Regions from separate parts of the Homo sapiens genome. Here region 2 is linked to region 1. A link is a loop called in an ENCODE intact Hi-C map of the cell type or tissue named here. Cell type or tissue: GM12878. All regions are shown on one strand. Each heading gives the region's core, and the rest is flanking DNA. Links, peaks and the distances in the headings are about the cores only.

Region 1 (8,962 bases), core at 542-8,541:
AGACATACAGGGTGGGACGCCAGGGAGGGAGAGGAGCCTCAAACCAGACTTAGGAGAGCAGAGCAGCAAGGAGAATAGCCATGACCCAGGGGCTCGCTCAGTCACACCTGACTTAAGGTTTCACCAGTTCCTAAGAGCGGCCAGTTGGGAAGTAGCACCCAAACCCCACTGCTTAGCACGTGTTATGTATTGCAGGGATCCCTCACCCCCAGGGCCTGTTAGGAACTGGGACACACAGCAGGAGGTGAGCAGTGGGTGAGTGCGCGTTGCTGCCTGAGCTCCACCTCCTGTCAGATCATGGCAGCATTAGATTCTCATAGGAGCACAAACCCTACTGCGAACGGTGCATGCGAGGGATCTAGGTTGTGCACTCCTTATGAGAATCTAATGCCTGATGATCTGAGGTGGAACAGTTTCATCCCAAAACCACCCCATCCTCCTTGTTCATGGAAAAATTGTCTTCCATGAAACTGGTCCCTGGTGCCAGAAAGGTTGGGGACCGCAGATTTATTGGACAACAAGTGATGCAAACGTTCATGGCATACTAAGCTGTAGCTAGTTCTCATTCCAAGTATGAGTTCAGGCATTTCAGGACATGCTTTCAGCTGCCTGTTGAGGCTCTTAAAGGCTAACCAGGAAAGGTTTCCAAACAAGGTAAGCTCCCAAGGAAGAGTGCCAGCAAGATCCTGCGTGAGCGGGCCACATGGGCAGCCCCTTAGGAAAGGTGCCTTGGCAGACCTGGCTGCAGGCTGCGTGGGCTGCTTGTTACACACAGCTTTTGCCTTGGACAATAGCCTGATAAGGCTGCACACTAGGGAGAGGGTAGCTTTGTGGCCAGCTGAGGGAGTCCCTTTCTACCTGAACTTGGTCTAGAACGTGCTAGTTGTCAGCCATGTTTACCGTACCATCAATAGCCTGTCCTGAGGTCCTCCTGGAACTCAGTGTTGGGCTTGTGAGGTGCAGCGAACTACTTTTCTGATTGAAAATATGCTCTCTAGGCCGGGTGCAGTGGCTCATGCCTGTAATCCTAGCACTTTGGGAGGCCGAGGTGGGTGGATCACCTGAGGTCAGGAGTCCAAGACCAGCCTGGCCAACATGGCAAAACCCCGTCTCTACTAAAAATACAAAAATTACCCAGGCGTGGTGGCGCATGCCTGTAATCCCAGCTACTTGGGAGGCTGAGGCAGAAGAATTGCTGGAACCTGGGAGGCGGAGGCTGCAGTGAGCCGAGATTGTGCCACTGCACTCCAGCCTGGGCAACAGAGCGAGACCCTGGCTTCAAAGGGGGAAGAAAAATGTTCCCTAAAGCCCACCTGGCCGGATAAGACCTGGGGAAACATCAAAGGAAAGGATGAAGATGGAGTGAGGAGGTGTTTCTAGAAACTGGAGGATCTGCCACACTCGCCATTGGTGAGGACAGGAAGGGAAGGGGCAGGGGCAGACTCAGGCTCTGAGTGGGAGGATATTGGGGGAAGGACAAAACAGAGGGCTCTGCAGAGCCTGACAGGCCAGGCTTCCCAGGGAGAGGACCAGGGCCACTGAGAACCATCCAAGGAGCATCTCCAGGCCCCGGAGAGAGACTGGAGGAAACAGACTGGAGGAAATGGATCTCACTGCCTGTTTTGCAATTTCCTGGACACTGACTAGGTTAGCACATCCCTATGTTGACTGGCCCTATGTGTTGCCTCTTCTGTCAAATGCCTATTCATATTTTTTTCCCATTTTTCTTCTGAACTATCTGTCTATTTCCCACTCCCTCCACCCCACCAGGCATTCAGGACTCGATATATTCTTGAAGCTAATCCTTTGTCACTTAAGTGCTACACATATCTTTTCCCAGCTTGTGGCTTATCTTCTGAGTTTCTTTAAAATACCTGTGATGAACCAAGGTTCTTAAATTTAACGTGGTTGAAATCATGAATCTTTCTTTTTTATGATTTGTGATTTTTTGGTGTGTTATTTTTAAGAAATTCTTCCTCACTCCAAGATCAAAGAGATATTCACTTCCATTTTCTGCTGGTCAGATATCCCACCCACAGGGATGCTGCTGTTGTTTGGGGACCTGTGCCCAAGGCAAGGATGGGCAGACCCCAAACCTGACATGCTGTCCCCAGATGCCAGGAGGACCACATGTCAGGGCCTGCACAACCTTAGGGTGCCTTTCCTGTAAACCAGCCCCCAGACGTCACTGGGTACAAGCTAGTGCTCCTAATCTACCCCCTACCCGTACTTCGGCCAACACAAAAGGTGCCAGTGAGCCTGAAGCCATAAGATCCATGTGGCAGATTTGAGGGCCCCAGATGCTGTATTCAACTGGGGGTACTCAAAATACTGTGATCAGCACAGATCTGTCTGCTCACCACATGCCAGGATCTGCCAGGGACCATCTCACAGCTAATGATAAATCCTCCTGTCAGGGCCACAAAGCAGGGCTTTGTGTCACTGTGTTAGCCCGCATCGTCCCAGGGCAGGGCTCCAGGCTGAGCTGGTCAGCCCAGGCCACTGCAGACAATGGAGCCACAGTGGGGCAGGGCTTGCAATGGAAGTCAGTATGGAGGATGGTGACAAGAAGCAAACACCCTGACAGCAGCCAGGCCCATGCACGCCTCCCCGAGGAGGGAGGACAGGGCGGGGCAGGCTCTGCAGAGTCAACGGGCAACTTGAATCTTGCAGCATCTGGCTAGCACCCAGGCAGGCTCCACAGATGCCCGCCTGGGCCTGATTTTCCTGTTCTCAGTCTCCCACGTCTGCCAGGAGGCCTTGATAAATATTCAATAGCTCTGGCCTCAGAGCCTGTGTCTGGAGGACATTCTTAGGCAGTGAACTGGAGACAAGCTGAGAGGAGGCCTTTAAAGGAGCCCCAAACCTCAGCCTCTCCTTTCTGCTCGGGGTTTGGTTTTAAAGAGTCCCAGGGGAGCCACCCACCTGCAGGCCTGACCCCCTGAGGTCGATACGCGGGTTCCCTGAGCCCAGCTCTCAGGGAAGAAAAAGGCAGAATTCAGGCTGCTAGAGCAGCCGGGATAAGAGAAGTGATGCTGGCAAATGTGGTATTTAATGGATATTTTAAAACACCAATAGCAAATACAGTCATTTCTGGGACTTTTTTTTAGAAGATGCTGAATTAAAAATTTGCATCTTCCCTCATTCTTGATCTCCTTCTGCAGTTCCACTTGAGCAACCCCACAGGCTCCAGTCTCACTTCTGCTCACACCCTCCACCTGCTGCCCACGCAGCTTCCTGTCCTGCCCCCACCGCGCCCCCTGCGCCGTCCCAGCTCACCTGTTGGCCATCAGACATCACTCACGACCCCTCCCTTTCACCAGACTGTGGCTCCCACCATTTTGATTATGAAGTTTCTCATTTAGCTCAAAATATCTGACAGACTCCCTGCCCCATTCATTATATTGGACACATAGAGTCGAATATATATTAAACTTCAATTAGATCAATTCTATATTAGACTTCTATAAAACATCCAGTGGGTGAGAAACTATATAATGATCAAAGTGACTGCAAATTCAGTAACCACATTGTGCAATCATATTTTACTTATCACAGAAACATCCAGGCACCTTTGAGAACCAACAGGACGTTCATGTGCAGAAGATGTGATTTCTTCAATCTAAAGACAGTGGAGAGAGGGGTGTGTGCGTGTGTGCACGGGTGCACGTATGCAAATTTGCTGGCCCCTCACAAAAGCTCTAGTTTCTGGAAGGAGAGCCCGAGTGTCCTCAGGCCCAGCGGTTCCAAGCATTACTGGGTGCCTCCACTGAGATAGCAAAGGACTCACAGGTCTCCAGGCACCTGGTAATAATGTGGAATTGGCCGGGGCTGCCTGTTGCTGAGGAAGTTCTTGTCAAGTCTGGCCTTGGTGGGAGCACCAGTGGTAGTCAGAGGTTCTTCACCTTTTTTGGGTCATAGACCCCTTGGAGTGAAAATGTTGGAGGTTTCTCCTGAAAAGCACACTGCAATTCAGGGGATCCCCTGGGTCCTGGAGTCCATGCATAGGCATCATGGACCCCACATGGAAACCTCCCTGATTGAGAGGTCTCGAAAGCTTTTCCAGTCCTAAGAGTACAGTTTCTAATTTGCTGGAGTCGGCTGGACTTTCATTCCCTGGCAGAGCCATTTTGGAGGATAAGAAGATGTGTCTTCTCTACCACCGCACATGCGGTCCACAGTGACTGAGGGGAGTGTCACGGTGCCACCTTGTGCTTCTGTCCTGAAACTGCACCTTCTCTGGGGCCCATGCTCAGGTCCACACTGCCCACCTCTCACTCCATGAGCCTCACTCCCTACCACTCTCCCACCTTCTTACTCTGACCAAGCCACATGGACTCCTGACGTCCCTGCCTTGGGGGCCTTTGCACTGACTGTTCCCCCTGCCTGAAGTCTGGGTTTAAAGCCGTATACACAAGTGCAGTTTGTACAGTCATATCATGAACCAAGAAAAAAAGCAAATGTTTATGAAGATGCCTTTATTTTCACTTGGCCTAAAGCGAGAAAGTATCACATGAGTATATAAAAGAATTTTTTAAATTTTGAGGCAGCTTTGAGGAGAGATTGAGGAAGATGAGAGGGTGTAGTAGTAAGCTCTCATTAAGTTTTGCTGCAATAACAAATAGCCTCAAAAATCTCAGTGGCTAGGCCGGGCGTGGTGTCTCATGCCTGTAATCCCAGCACTTTGGGAGGCTGGGATGGATGGATCACCTGAGGTCAGAAGTTCAAGACCAGCCTGGCCAACATAGTGAAACCCTATCTCTACTAAAAATACTAAATAAATTAGCCGGGTGTGGTGGCAGGCAGCTGTAATCCCAACTACTTGGGAGGCTGAGGCAAGGAGAATCACTTGAACCTGGGAGGTGGAGGTTGCTGAGATCATGCCACTGCACTCCAGCCTGGGCAACAGTATGAGACTGTTAAAAAAAAAAAAAAAAAAAAAAACTCAGTGGCTAACAGCAACAAAAGTATCCCTCAAATTGCTTCTTTATTTTTATTTATTATTTTTTTGAGATGGAGTCTTGCTCTGTCACCCAGGCTGGAGTACAGTGGTGCAATCTCAGCTCACTGCAACCTCCGTCTCCTGGGTTCAAGTGATTCTCCTGCCTCAGCCTCCCGAGTAGTTGGGATTACAGGTGGCCGCCACCACGCCCAGCTAATTTTTGTATTTTTAGTAGAGACAGGGTTTCATTATGTTGGCCAGGCTGGTCTCAAACTCCTGACCTACAGGTGTGTGCCACCGCACCCGGCCTCAAGTTGCTTCTTCCTGGTGGGGCAACTGTGGCTCTGCTTCCTTGCAGGATGGAGGAGCGAATGAATCGCTGGGAAGTCTTCTCACTTTTGTCCCCTTAAAGGAGAAAACGATGCGGAATGACGAAGCTGGGGCCCCCTGCTTCCCTCACATCCATAGCTTTTCTGAGGCTCCTGGCTTTCTTGCCTTCACAGAGCAGGACTGAAGCTGTCCCTGCTCCATAGGCGTGAGCTGCAGCCATGGGGTGGGACAGAGCCTCCTGCTTGGGCCCTGAGCCTCCCAACCAATACCCACATGGACCCAAAAGTTCCCAAGAACTCTGGGGGTATTGCAAAACCCCAAAGCCCTTCTACTCCGACTGCCACAAGAGGGAGGAAGAAGGCTTCTGGGTGCCATTAGAAGACTTCAGGCAAAGAGAAGGAGGAAAAGAATCCTAAGAGAAGCGGAGGCCAAGAGAAAAGAGAGGAACAAGGAGGAGGCGGCACATGTGTGGAGTGTGGCAACCATTAACCCGGAGCCAACCCTGAAGTCTTCCCAGCCTCTCACCTGAGCCTCTTCTCACCGCAAAACAGACATTGGAACGACCCACCTGGAAAACTGATGGGGGATTAGTTTCCTTCCCTTGAACGATCTCTCTTCTCAGCCACAGGAAAACAAGTTTCAAAGTTGATTGGGAAAGGGGGGGTGGGGTTCAGATATGGAAAGAATGAGGAGGGAACAGATGGTGCCTGCTAAGGCGACCAGATTTTTTCCCCCAGTTAATCTGGGAATGACCTAATTTACATAGTATTTGCATAAATTTCCATTTCAAATTAAAGCTGTCCTAACTTCAAGCATACAGGAGAAAATAAATGAGATCAAGCAATCTACTGTAATTGAACTCAAGCCGGTCCTGACTTCTGCAAAATGCAGGTCAGGCTTTTAAGACCTGGCACAGGAGAGGAAAGGAAGTTGGCCCCACTGTCCCTTCACAGGAGGGGGCTGGAAGAAGTCTGTCTCCACCTCTGAAATTAGAGAAAGTCATCACAAGGTCCTAGGCCAGAGTGTGGGGAGATGAGGAAATGCCGCCTCTTCTCTGCTCTATTCCTCCCTCCATTGCGGGGCCTCCTAAGGAAGAACCAAAACTAGGAATGGAGCAGAAAAGCCAGAGATGCTCTCCTGAAGTCAGACTGGACTAGCCGGCATCTCACAAATGAAGCAAAGGGAAGGCCGGCGTCAGGTCCAGCCTCTTCAGGCACAGTAGACTGGGCTCTTGTGCAGGAGGGTGGCAGGGTTCACATACCCAGGTGCATGGGACCCGGGAGGCATACACCCGCATGGTGTGTGGGGGTTGTTTTTGCCTGCCTGACTCCTTAGCGCTCCATCCTTTATTCTCATCCTCCACCAGTTCCCAGATCCCATCACACAGCCTCACAGACACACAAACATATGTGAGTGCCAAGGAACGAACACACACACACACACACACACACCCTGGGCATTACCACCAGCCCGGCCTGTGAGGTCTCAACCCAGCTTTGGGAACTCTGGGAACCTAGGATGTGCTGGTCATCTTGTTCACTCAATACCCCTTTGTCTATCTCTTGGATTAACTCAGATCCAGTGAAACTGCAAAGGCAGTGAATTCCTAGGGCATGTCAGATGGGGAAAGAACCAAAGCTGGAGGCTGGGACGGTGTCATGCTCTGTATGGAGTCACCAAGGAAGTACTGGCTGCTGCAGAAAGAAATCCCCACCACAGTGAAGGAAGGCCAGCCAGTGGCACTAGATGCCACCGACTGCAATGGAGGCTGAGTGGTCAAGGTGGACTTGAACCTGCCTTTCACGTGGTCCTCTGATGGAGGTCCTGAGTGCTGGCCTCTGTGTCTTCAGATGCTATGTCTTTTCCCCTCACTCACTGATTCCTCTGCACTGAGCATCCCTCTCTGCTTCCCTACCCACCTCAAGGAGGTGGGAGAAGTCTTGCTCTATTTTGATGTTCGCTGAAACAATTTCTGCTGAGAATTCTCAGGCCTCCCTGAAGTTAAGACAGAAAAACTCCCTGCCCAACCCCTTACTCCCCTGAAACAGGAGGACAGAACAGCCTAGCTGCTTCACTGAGGAGGCAGAGAGTTTGAGGAAAGGAGAGGTAAAATAAAAAAAAGACGGGCCAGGCACAGTGGCTCACACCTGTAATCTCAGCATTTTGGGAGGCCAAGGTGGGAGGATCACTTGAGCCCAGGAGTTTGAGACCAGCCTGGGCAACATATTGAGACCTTGTCTCTACAGAAAAATTTAAAATGAGGCAGGAAGATCACTTGAGCCTGGGAGATCGAGACTGCAATGAGTTGTGATTGCACCACTGTACTCCTGCCTGGGTGACAGAGCAAGACCTTGCCAGAAAGAAGGGAAGGAGGGAGGGAGGGAAGGAGGGAGGGAGGGAAGGAAGGAAGGAAACAAGGGAGAGAGAGAGGGAGGGAGGGGAAAAAAGGAAAAAGGGGGTTCATTAATATTTCAAAAAGTTACTTTGCCACATTCTTTTTTGGGAAATAATGATGCAGGGATCATATAAGCCAAAAGAAAGAAGAAAAGGCCACAGAAAAGAGTCGCCTTTTGAAAAGGCAAGACAAGGAGGGAAGAAAAGATCAAATGGAGACATCAGAGTCTAATTCTGGTGAATTTTTCAAGGGCTGCACCCACTGAGCCCCTGCCCCGCCCCCAGATGCCCTCAGCCAGGCCACACAGTACCTGAGAGCCGGTCTGGGTCTCTGGGCAGCTGCTGGACAGCTGCTCGCCCATTCATGCGGTTAAGATGAGTTCACTGCACAGTGGCATCACACAGATGCTCCTGCTGGCCAAAGAAGGCTCTGGAAGGCCAGGCATTCTCATTCAGCCAGCCCTTTGAAGGCTCCTCACCAGCAAAACCATTTATTTGGGGGTCACTCCAACCTCAGCATAAGAAATACCACACTTTAACCCAGAGGTTGGCAAACTCTGTAAAGGCTGGACAGTAAACATTTTAGGTTTTGCAGACCATTTAGCCTCTAAAACAGAGACTCAACTCTCCTCTAATGCAAAAACAGCCATAGAAAATATGCAAACGAATGTCTGTGATCCAATGAATAGACACACTGAAATCTGAATTTATATAATTTTCATGTATTGTGAAATTATTCTTTTGATTTTTTTTTCATTTAAAATCATTCTTAGTTCACGGACCATGCAAAAATGGCTACAGACCTGACTTGGCAAGTAAGGTGGATTTTGCTTTAAACAAGCCCCAAAGTAGAAGGCTTGGTCTTCTTAAATACAAATTAAGAATAGATTGATTTGATTTACAGAAGAATTTACCTTGGTGATCTAAATAGAGGGTTCCCTGAATGCATTCAAAATAAGATTTGATTGTAACTTTTTCCTGCAGTGTTAGCTGTCTTCCCTTTTTTACTTTCAGTGTTTTTCTTTTCTTTTTTTTTTGAGATGGAGATGCACTTTTGTCACTCAGGCTGGAGGATAGTGGCACGATCTCAGCTCACTGCAAACTCCACCTCTCGGGTTCAAGCGATTCTCCTGCTTCAGCCTCCCGAGTAGTTGGGGTTACAGGTGTGCAATGCCCACCTAATTTTTGTATTTTTAGTAGAGACGAGATTTTGCCATGTTGGCCAGGCTGGTCTTGAACTCCTGGCCTCAAGTGATCCACCTATCTCGGTCTCCCAAAGTGCTGGGATTACAAGTG
Region 2 (8,962 bases), core at 222-8,221, 410 kb before region 1:
TCGAGGGTTTGCATAACAGCCTAAGGAGTTTTAGGCTTTGTATGTCAGCTTGGGAATCCATGGGAGGTTATTGAGAGGGATATTAGAAAGGGGAAAGTTGAGTTTTAGGACTATTGGTCTAGCAATGGAGGGAGTTGAAGCTGGAGGCTGTCAGATCAAGTGGCTGCAGTAATCTAAGAATGAAGCAATAAAGAGAGTTGATCTACAGACATTTTGAGAGGAGAATCTGTTGGACATTGATGCAGTTAGATGCCACAGATTAAGAAGAAAAGAACATCAATGATGGCTCTGAGGTTTCAATTCGGGGTGACTAGGAGAATACTGATAACATGCATAGGTAACAATAGACTATCCAAGTGCCTCCAAGTGTTTTGCCAACAGTTGGAGATACGGGACGAGCTTTAATCAGGAATAGAAACCATGCTGTACTTGGGTCGATTTTAAAGGGAGGTAAGAACATTTAATCTGATTTAACCTTCCCAGAACTGCATGCACTGAAAGCAATCTTTTAGCTTCTAATATTTTTCTTTTCTGTTCCATAGGGTTGGGTGAAATGTCAACCTTCTGTTCTATTCTTGTGTTTTTGTTTGACATGCCAGGGAACATTTGGTGCCTGCAGAATCTAAAGTATTTGCAGGGGTTGGAAAACGATCACAAATTAGATTCAAATGGGGACAAATGGCTACTCAGCATGGAGAGGCACTCCTAAGTCACATGACTCCCCAGTTGCCTTTTCTGTCCTTGGTCTCAACTTGGCGGGTTGCCTGGGGTCAGGAGGGGTTTCCAGGCAGCCATTTTTATTTTCACCTCAATAGCACACTAGTCAATTTAAAAAAAAGAAAGAGGGGTTGGGAGGATTATGAGAGAGACCACACTTAAGGGAAATGGCACTGGGGAAAATGAGGAATTAGCAAAAAGGAGAGAATTGTGTGAATTGGGCATAATTTAATAAATAAAGTATTAAATTTTACTACAAAACCTTGAGAAATGAGTTTACTTCTCCATAACACAGGCTTCTTCTCTGGTTTCCTGTTCTGACCTCCTCTCAACCATGAATGCCTATACTGTGTTGGTGGCCCTGATGAAGAAATGTGCTTCTTCATTTAGACCCAGGATGGCTGACGGTTTTCTGATTGATTCGTAGCAAAACCTGGAAAGCTAGATTGAGCGATTTAAAGCCCAGGCCAAGTGCAGCAGGTGAGGATGTTGAAGTTGATGGGTGACATGTGCTGTGGGTATGGGAAGATGCAGCAGAGCCTCGACTGCCATGCTTTTGCCAATGTTGCTGTAAACAATTCTCTAAGCTGAGCACCCCTCTCCTTTCCAATTCTTCCAAATACCTTCATAACTCACATCTTGTTACCCCATCCCTTTCCTTCCTTCAGAAGCCTTCTTGATGATTCCAGGTGATGGGTTCATGGAGGAATACTGTGTGTTAAATAGATTCCCAACAGACTTCTCAATCTCCAAAACATCTGAATGCCCTGAGGAGTGAGATGTTATCCTCCTACCAGTGGGGTGGCACAATTTTGATCTGGCTGCTTGAGCTCTGACCATTTGTCTTCAGTGTTGAGGCAACAGTGGACAGTGGGAAAGGAGAGGTGGCCAACAACTGGGATGTTCAGTCTCCAGAAAGTAACCTAGCCATAAGACTGGCACCAGTGAGAGAGGGCCAGCAGTGCAAGTCCCATTGTCCCCAAGGACTCTGTGACCTCAACTCTTTCCATGCTAGAATTGATACCACAGTTGTTCAAGAAGGTAAGCTGATGGTGAGATCCACCAGGGTGCAGGCCGGCCTTTAGCCAGCAGCCATGATAAGGGGTCACAGTCCAGCTCTAGGGAGGAGGCAGGACCAGCACAGTTGGCTGGAAGGCTTAGCTTAGTTCTAGTTCCAGCAGGTAGAGGAATGAAACCCAAAATCTGAAAGTCAGGAGGCAGGAGGAAATGTTACAGCTCTCTGAGAATGGGGCTGCCCAGGGGTAGAATTGTGGGCAACAAAATTCATTCCAGCTTCCCCACCAGCTGATGAGAACTGAGCTCCTAATATAGTCCTGGGCCTGGTCAGAATTAGTCAAGTGCTACTGAAAGCTGAGCCTCCGAGTTAGAGTACTTTTTTTCTATGGAGCTGAGAAAGGCAGGCCAATAGCTAGGTCTCATCTCCTCTTCTGAGGTCACATAGCCTATCTGCTCAGGGCTAGAAATCTCACAAGTATGTTTTCTACACTAGTGATTCGCAACTGTCACTATACATTGAAATCACCTAAACAGCTCTAAAAGATAGGATGCCTGGGTCCCACTCTCAGAGTCAGATGAGGAATCTGTGCATTAGGATTTTTCAAAGCTCCCCAAGTAATTCTCATATGCAGCTAAGGTGGAGAACTGCTGTTCTACCACTTTTCAGGTCACCACCCAATTTTCACTTCATTTACATGGCTGAAAACAGAAGTTGTGTGACCTCCTCCCTCACCAGCACAATCCTTTCCCACAGCCCCCATCCTCCCTCTGAAAGAAGTGATTGGGTCATGTAATTATCTGGCGTCCTTCCCAAAGCTAAACCATGTGATCCTTGGTTCTCTCTCCTGGGTGTACACTGTTCTTTCCCTCTGTTTACTTGTGACAGCCCCACTTACCTTCATCCCTGCCTCCTGGGCCCAACTCTAGCATCTGCCATCTTTGTTGGCCCTGCAGCCATGCCTGCTGCATCAGCTTCTCTGTCTGGAAGTATCCAAGAGTGATCACTTTTGTTTCCGTATGATTTGTGTAACACTCACTCTCCACATGATCCTTCATAGATTAGTTGGTTTCCTTTACCTTTCCATCAATGTGGATCAAAATCAAACTAGGTATTCAGGACATGAGTTGACTCAAATAGCAGCTGGGTATACTCAATTACTTTTCAGTTTTCTTCTGGCTCTCACTTTCCTTGATACATTGCCAATAAAATAAATGATAACAATAACAATAATAATAAAATCTGGACTGGGATAAGCCAGTATTTTAAATTAGTTTTAAAAAGTCAGAAGCATACAATGTTTCAAAGACATTGCATTTCTTTCTTATGTGAAAGAGTCATTGAGACTTGTTGCTAACAAACTGTTACCAAGTAAATCCTATAAGAAATAGTTTTCTGTTCAGAAAGAAGTTTACCTGCCAATTACTTAAGATATATAACAAATTCTAAGTATTACTATTAGAAAGGAGGACACTAAATTAACACTATGTACGAACAATACGTTTGGATCTAGAAAACAAAATGATTGACTTTTTTAAAGAATTAATGACAGTTGTGTAGTCAGAATTACGGAAATGGAAACTTAGGAAAATCATTACAGAAAGATATGGAAATGGAAACTTAGGGAAATCTATTAGTACCTAGATGGTTTAAATATTCTTTTAAAGTTGTATTTATGCTTTTAATTTGCTTTGCACACAGCTGCTTCACAAAAGAGCAAAAATAAACTCTGACCACATCTTATGTTAACGATTTTATACTCTTAAGTATTGTACTAGGCGAATGTACCTATTAAAAGACATCTTCTTTAGACAGCCTTTCTGAGGGCCAGAGTAGATTGAACTAAGAGCAACAGGCATCTGCACTTGTCTGGCTTTCTAGTGCCCCTCCCCCATCCTCCTCTGGGACTCCCCACCTCCCTATTATCCAGCAACTGAAAGGTTAAAGGCCTGACCCAGCAGGTGACAGTCCAACCCAGTGCTGGTCTTCTTACCCTCCTTGCTGCACCGCACTTCTGACTTAGGGACACATTTCAGGATGGCTTATTTGATCTGTGTAGAATCCAAGAAGTGATCTGATTCAAAGATCACCCATCTCTCACAAAAGCAGCCCTCTCAGTTTCTCAAGAAGATCAATTATTACATACAGGTTTATGACTCAGCCACAGAAAAGCAGTCCCATCAATCTGCTTGTGTTCATTTTTCATTTTAGCTTAATGGGTGTTTGCTCAGTGTCCAGGTTTTATCTATATTTGCAAATTCACTTTATTATTTTAAGCAATATTTTAGAAGTTGAAATTAATCTTATAAAGTTGTATAGCTTTTAGGACATTTTCTTTTCCCATTAAAATACAAGAACCATATTCTAGTTTTCATTTTGTGGAGTCAAAAACATACACGTGTATGAAGTGTCTATGAGTCAAGCACTTCCTCGTTATTTTTTGAGTTTTTGGGAAATCACAAAACACCCTTTGAATAGCAGGTAAAAAGGGCATTATATAGTTAGAGGAAAGCACTCCTGTGCTGGCAGTCAGTAGTATGTCGATGTTTCTATTAAGTGAAAGAGTGTTGACTTCTGCTTCTTCAATCCTCCCTCTCCAAGCTATGGAAATTGAAATTTCTCATTAGGCCACGAGGTGGCAGATTAATTGCAGAAAAAAAAAATTCTAGTATGAAAGCAATACAGAAATTTCTTCAGCTAAAGGGAAATAAATATCCTTTCTCCAACTAATACCCCTGTGTGGTACACCTCTCTGACCAGAAGTTACACTTGCTAAGAGACCCAGTGGTTTAAGAGCATTTCTTACATGTTTTCCTGTTTCTTTGAAAGAAAGAAAAAAAATCTCTTTGACCACTTCCTAATGATCTTCCTGAACACGCAGCTTGCTTGAGTCCTGGTGGAAAAGGCCTTGTATGGAAGCCCCAGGGACAACTTCCACCACTGAGGAATTTTCAGTCTTCTGCATCTGTCAATCAACTGAACCATTTATAGCTGGTGTCTTCTTTTCTCGTGCCCATAAGCCCTGTCACTGTTGAGCTGGGCCCACCTTAAGACTGATGTCCTTTGCAATTTCTGGGACTACTGCAAGTGCTCCTAACTGTCCTCCCTGCCTCCAGCCTTCCAACCTGCAGCCACTCGAGTTGCCTTCCTACACGTCAGAGCCGACCATGCCATTCTCCTGCTTAAAAACCCATCTCACTGGCTATGGGACCAAATGAAACCTTCAATGCTTGACACACAAGCCTTTTCCAACGTGGCCGACAAACACACACTTGCACAAACACACCCACACACACATACTTATTAATTCAGTAACACAGACATTTAGCAGTTCACCAAACATGCCTGATTTTTCACAACTCTGCATACTCTGTTTCCTCTATCTAGAATGTTCTTCCCTGTCTGTATCTGGCAAACCCTAAATCCCGCACGATGCTTTGCCTAACCTCTCAGGTAGACCCGCAGTGTTGCTGCTGTGAAAGGAAAATAACTCTTGGGACCCCCAAATCACTACACTAAAGAAAAAAGTCAAGCTGGAAATTGCTTAAGGCAAAACTGCCTCCCATTCTATTCAGAGTCATCCCTCTGCTCACTGAAATAAATGCGTATCTGATTGCCTCCTTCTGAAAGGCTAATCAGAAACTCAATGCAAATGGTTATTGAGAAACCAATGGTTATTTGTCTCTCACCTACTTATGACCTGGAAGCACCACCCCCCCGCCCTCACCTTTCTGGACAGAACCAATGTACATCTTACATATATTGATTGATGTCTCATGTCTCCCTAAAATGTATGAAACCAAGCTGTGCCCTGACTACCTTGAGCATATATCGTCAGGACCTCCTGAGGCTGTGTTATGGGCATGCATCCTTAACTTTGGCAAAATAAACTTTCTAAATTGATGAAGACCTGTCTCACATATTTTGAGTTAATAATTTGGTGACCAACGTAAGTGACTCGGAATGGAGGTGGCTCTGGCCTTTGGAAAATCTTCTATGGCCACTTGGTACAAGCTTGAGCTATCTTTATGGCTCAAACTGTCACAGGCGTTTGAATCAGAGCAACTCCATTTTGAATATGGGCTGGGTGAGGTAAGGCTAAAACCTACCGGGCTGCATTCCCGGGATGTTAGACATTCTAAGTCACAGGATAAGATAGGAGGTCAACACAAGATACGGATCATAAAGACCTTGCTGATAAAACAGGATGTGGCAAAGAAGCTAGCCAAAACTCACCAAAACCAAGATGGCAATGAAAGTGACCTCTGGTCGTCCTCACTGCTTAGCATGCGTTAGCATGTTAAGAGACACTCCCACCAGCACCATGACAGTTTACAGATGCCATGGCAACATCAGGAAGTTACCCTATATGGTCTAAAAAGGAGACAAACCCTCAGTTGTGGGAATTACCTACCCCTTTCCTGGAAAACTCATGAATAATGTACCCCTTGTTTAGCATATAATCAAGAAGTAGCAATAAGCATCATCAGTACAGCAGCCCATGCTGCTGCTCTGCCTATGGAGTAGCCATTCATTCTTCCTTTACTTTCCTAATAAACTTGCTTTCACTTTACTCTATGGACTCGCTCCAAATTCTTTCTTGGGTGAGATCCAAACCCTTTCTTGGGGTCTAGATTGGGACCCCTTTCTGATAACATCTTCCTGGCAAACTTCAAAGGGGTGATACTGAGGAGACCCACCCCCCAACAACAAAGGAAACAGGTCGCAGCACCAATCAGCTGACTTTGGGTGAGTGGTGAGGTATCTGGGTAAAGGATGGGATTGGGTTAGAGGCCCAGCTTAGGGGAGTTAGAGTTTCTCCCAAGACAGAGTGGGGTTAAAGGCCCCTCTTAATAAGGGCAAGGACACCTGACCAAACTTGGGTTGGAAGCCCAACTTAGGAAGGTTAGAGTCCTTCCTAAGAGTTAAGGGGTTAGAAACCGCCCCCTCCCCGCAGTAAAATCCCTCTCTGCTAAGAATGGGTTCAGCACTACGGGGTGTTATACGCTATTCTCTTTGGATTAATCTGCCTTGCACTCTTTGCTGATGGCTGTGGGTGACAGGATTAAGCAGGTACAGGATCATGGGACATTGGGAGTCTTTTCCTCCCTGATGGAGGAAACTTGAGAGCCGATGGGACTGCTGGAAAAGATCCCTTTGTGACTGACAAGCAGCCGCCTGAACTTTTTGATTCAGTGCAATGGGTGGGTCTTTCTCTGGCCTCCCTGAGTGCCTTGCCTTCCCTACCCTGCCGCAGGCAGTGCTTTTCTCTCTCTTTCTCAACTTTCTCTTTGTTATCTTTTCTGTTACTCAGGGCAACCATCTTGCCCAGAGACCGCATGTTGAAACCCCTGGTAGAAGATCATTCCAACACACTTTGAATGGATCAAAGGTGACGAGTCCAACTGGGGAAAAATTTGAGTCTTGCCAGTTCAATATTGGGTCCTAAGTGGAGTGGCTAATGTCTGTGTTTTGTCACAGGTATTTTGCTCTGGCTGGAATAGAAAATGTTAATTCTGTTCCCCCAGGCAGCCGGTTGGGCAGCCACTTGCAAAATTGAGAGGATTTTGCCTATGGTTTCATGATTTTCCTTTGTGTTGTGGCTTAGCCCCCAGGGATATGGTGGGTGAGCCGGGTCACTAGGACTGCTTAGGGATAGGGAACCCAGGAGCCTGACATGCTGGCAAAAGGGTAAGGGTTTCTTACCGGTCACACTGCTGGCCTCTCTGTCTATGCAAACTAGTTGAATGAATGGTAAAAATGACTGTTTATCTCCTCTGCAAAGTTTTGATTCACAGGAAAAAGGATTTATAAGGCCAGTCTTAAGCTGTATCAAATCTGTGCCTTGTGCTATGAATTTGTCTTTCTGTGTTGTGTCATAAAAGAGGGGTACCTTAGGATAGAATGTGGGCCTAGGAACCCTATAAGCCTGCTGTTCAAGCCAGCCCAGCAAACTGGTCAGTTGCAAAGTTTGCTGCAGGTCTCTTAAAAAAAATTACTGAATGAGCTTTCCCTCTTGTCTTGTATGCCCTTGGGAGCTTGACCTTATTATCACCCGGGCCATGCTTTCTCTTAATATCTGCCTTCTGGAGGACAAGAATTTTGGGGTTCATGTCATGGTTAGCTCTAAAAATTATTTTGAGCACTTAAAAGACTTTGCAAGCTCAAAACTGGCTGCTCTAGGCTCCACACCTAGTTCATAATTAGAATCGCTTACTAACCAGGTTTTTCACCAAAAGTTACTAAGAGTTAACAGCGTAACATGTACTTGAGAATACTGAAAAAACAGTTTTACATGCAAGGTGGATAAGAAAGTGAAATGTGTTTTTGGTAAAGATTATGAAAAGGCATGGGAATGGGAATGTGGATTTTTTTCCCTAGATTAAAGGGTTAAAGGATTGTTTCAAATTAGATAGGGGAAAGCTGAAGGTTTGAGCAAGTTGTAGAAGGTTTCTGAAAAATTAATCTTGTAAAAGAAATTAAGTGTGTGAACATATTGGCTAAAGTTCAAGGAGTATTCAGTTTTTTTGTAAATTGAACATTGGAATAAAAGTACAACAGGGTTTTCTTAGAGCACTGATCTGCACTTTCACAAATAATGTAAAGGGTTATGGAAAGCTTATAATAATCTTACCTTACGGTTAAACTGATTAAGATTGAATAGATTTGTCTATAAGGTTTTATTTAAAATTGGGATTGACATTAATAGTATACTAATGCAATGGAGAAATTTGGCTTATTTGGTATAAAAATCATACAGGAAACATTATCAAATATGAAATGGTGTTTGGCTTTCTTTGGGCTGTATTTGTATAAATGTGTTATTGGTATGTGTTCCAAAATTATGAGATACTCCTATAATTCTATGATTTAGTGTACATTATCAGTAATAATTATGATTGTTATGTTAAATTATCGTATGCCACAGAGGTAACCAAATTTCTTTGTCATATTTTTGACTGTGGCTGCTCTAAGACATTTTGTCATCCATAGGCAATTGTTGTCTTGTTTTGATCCTCTTCAAAGGTGGTTTATAATCAGCTATAGAACTTTGACAGGTGTACTTGAATGCAGGTTTCTGATAACTTTGGTGATTGCAACATTAGAATACGGGAAAAAACTTTCAGGACTCTCATGGAGAGCTGGAATATTCATGAATATCAAGCAGAACAGGAGTTAACTGCCTGGACTGAACTAATAAAGGAATAAAGTAATTTTTTTTTTTACTTT

What was found. Hi-C counts contacts between places; a loop is a spot of excess contacts. Peaks named below come from ENCODE experiments on the same cell type or tissue, not always from the same donor. Only the 100,000 strongest peaks of a DNase experiment are listed, where the experiment ranks them.
Region 2: a loop joins it to region 1, with 4 times the contacts of the local background. A loop is called at or near these places in 20 of 110 quality-filtered maps.

Annotation. Positions count from the first base shown.
Region 1 is chr7:106,052,362-106,061,323 of GRCh38, reverse strand. No RefSeq gene overlaps it. Among named protein-coding and RNA genes, the nearest start is that of SYPL1, 55 kb to the left of the region's middle. RefSeq lists a silencer at 2,100-2,219 and enhancers at 2,560-2,659, 2,690-2,849, 2,533-3,084, 3,930-3,979, 4,490-4,539. In GM12878, for the core only: CTCF peaks have their summits at 3,197 (motif pointing left) and 4,211 (motif pointing left); DNase peaks (open chromatin) are centred at 3,013 and 4,203; H3K4me3 peaks cover 1,161 bases; H3K27ac peaks cover 3,857 bases.
Region 2 is chr7:106,457,987-106,466,948 of GRCh38, reverse strand. No RefSeq gene overlaps it. Among named protein-coding and RNA genes, the nearest start is that of CTB-30L5.1, 140 kb to the left of the region's middle. In GM12878, for the core only: a CTCF peak has its summit at 4,373 (motif pointing right); a DNase peak (open chromatin) is centred at 4,368; H3K27ac peaks cover 240 bases.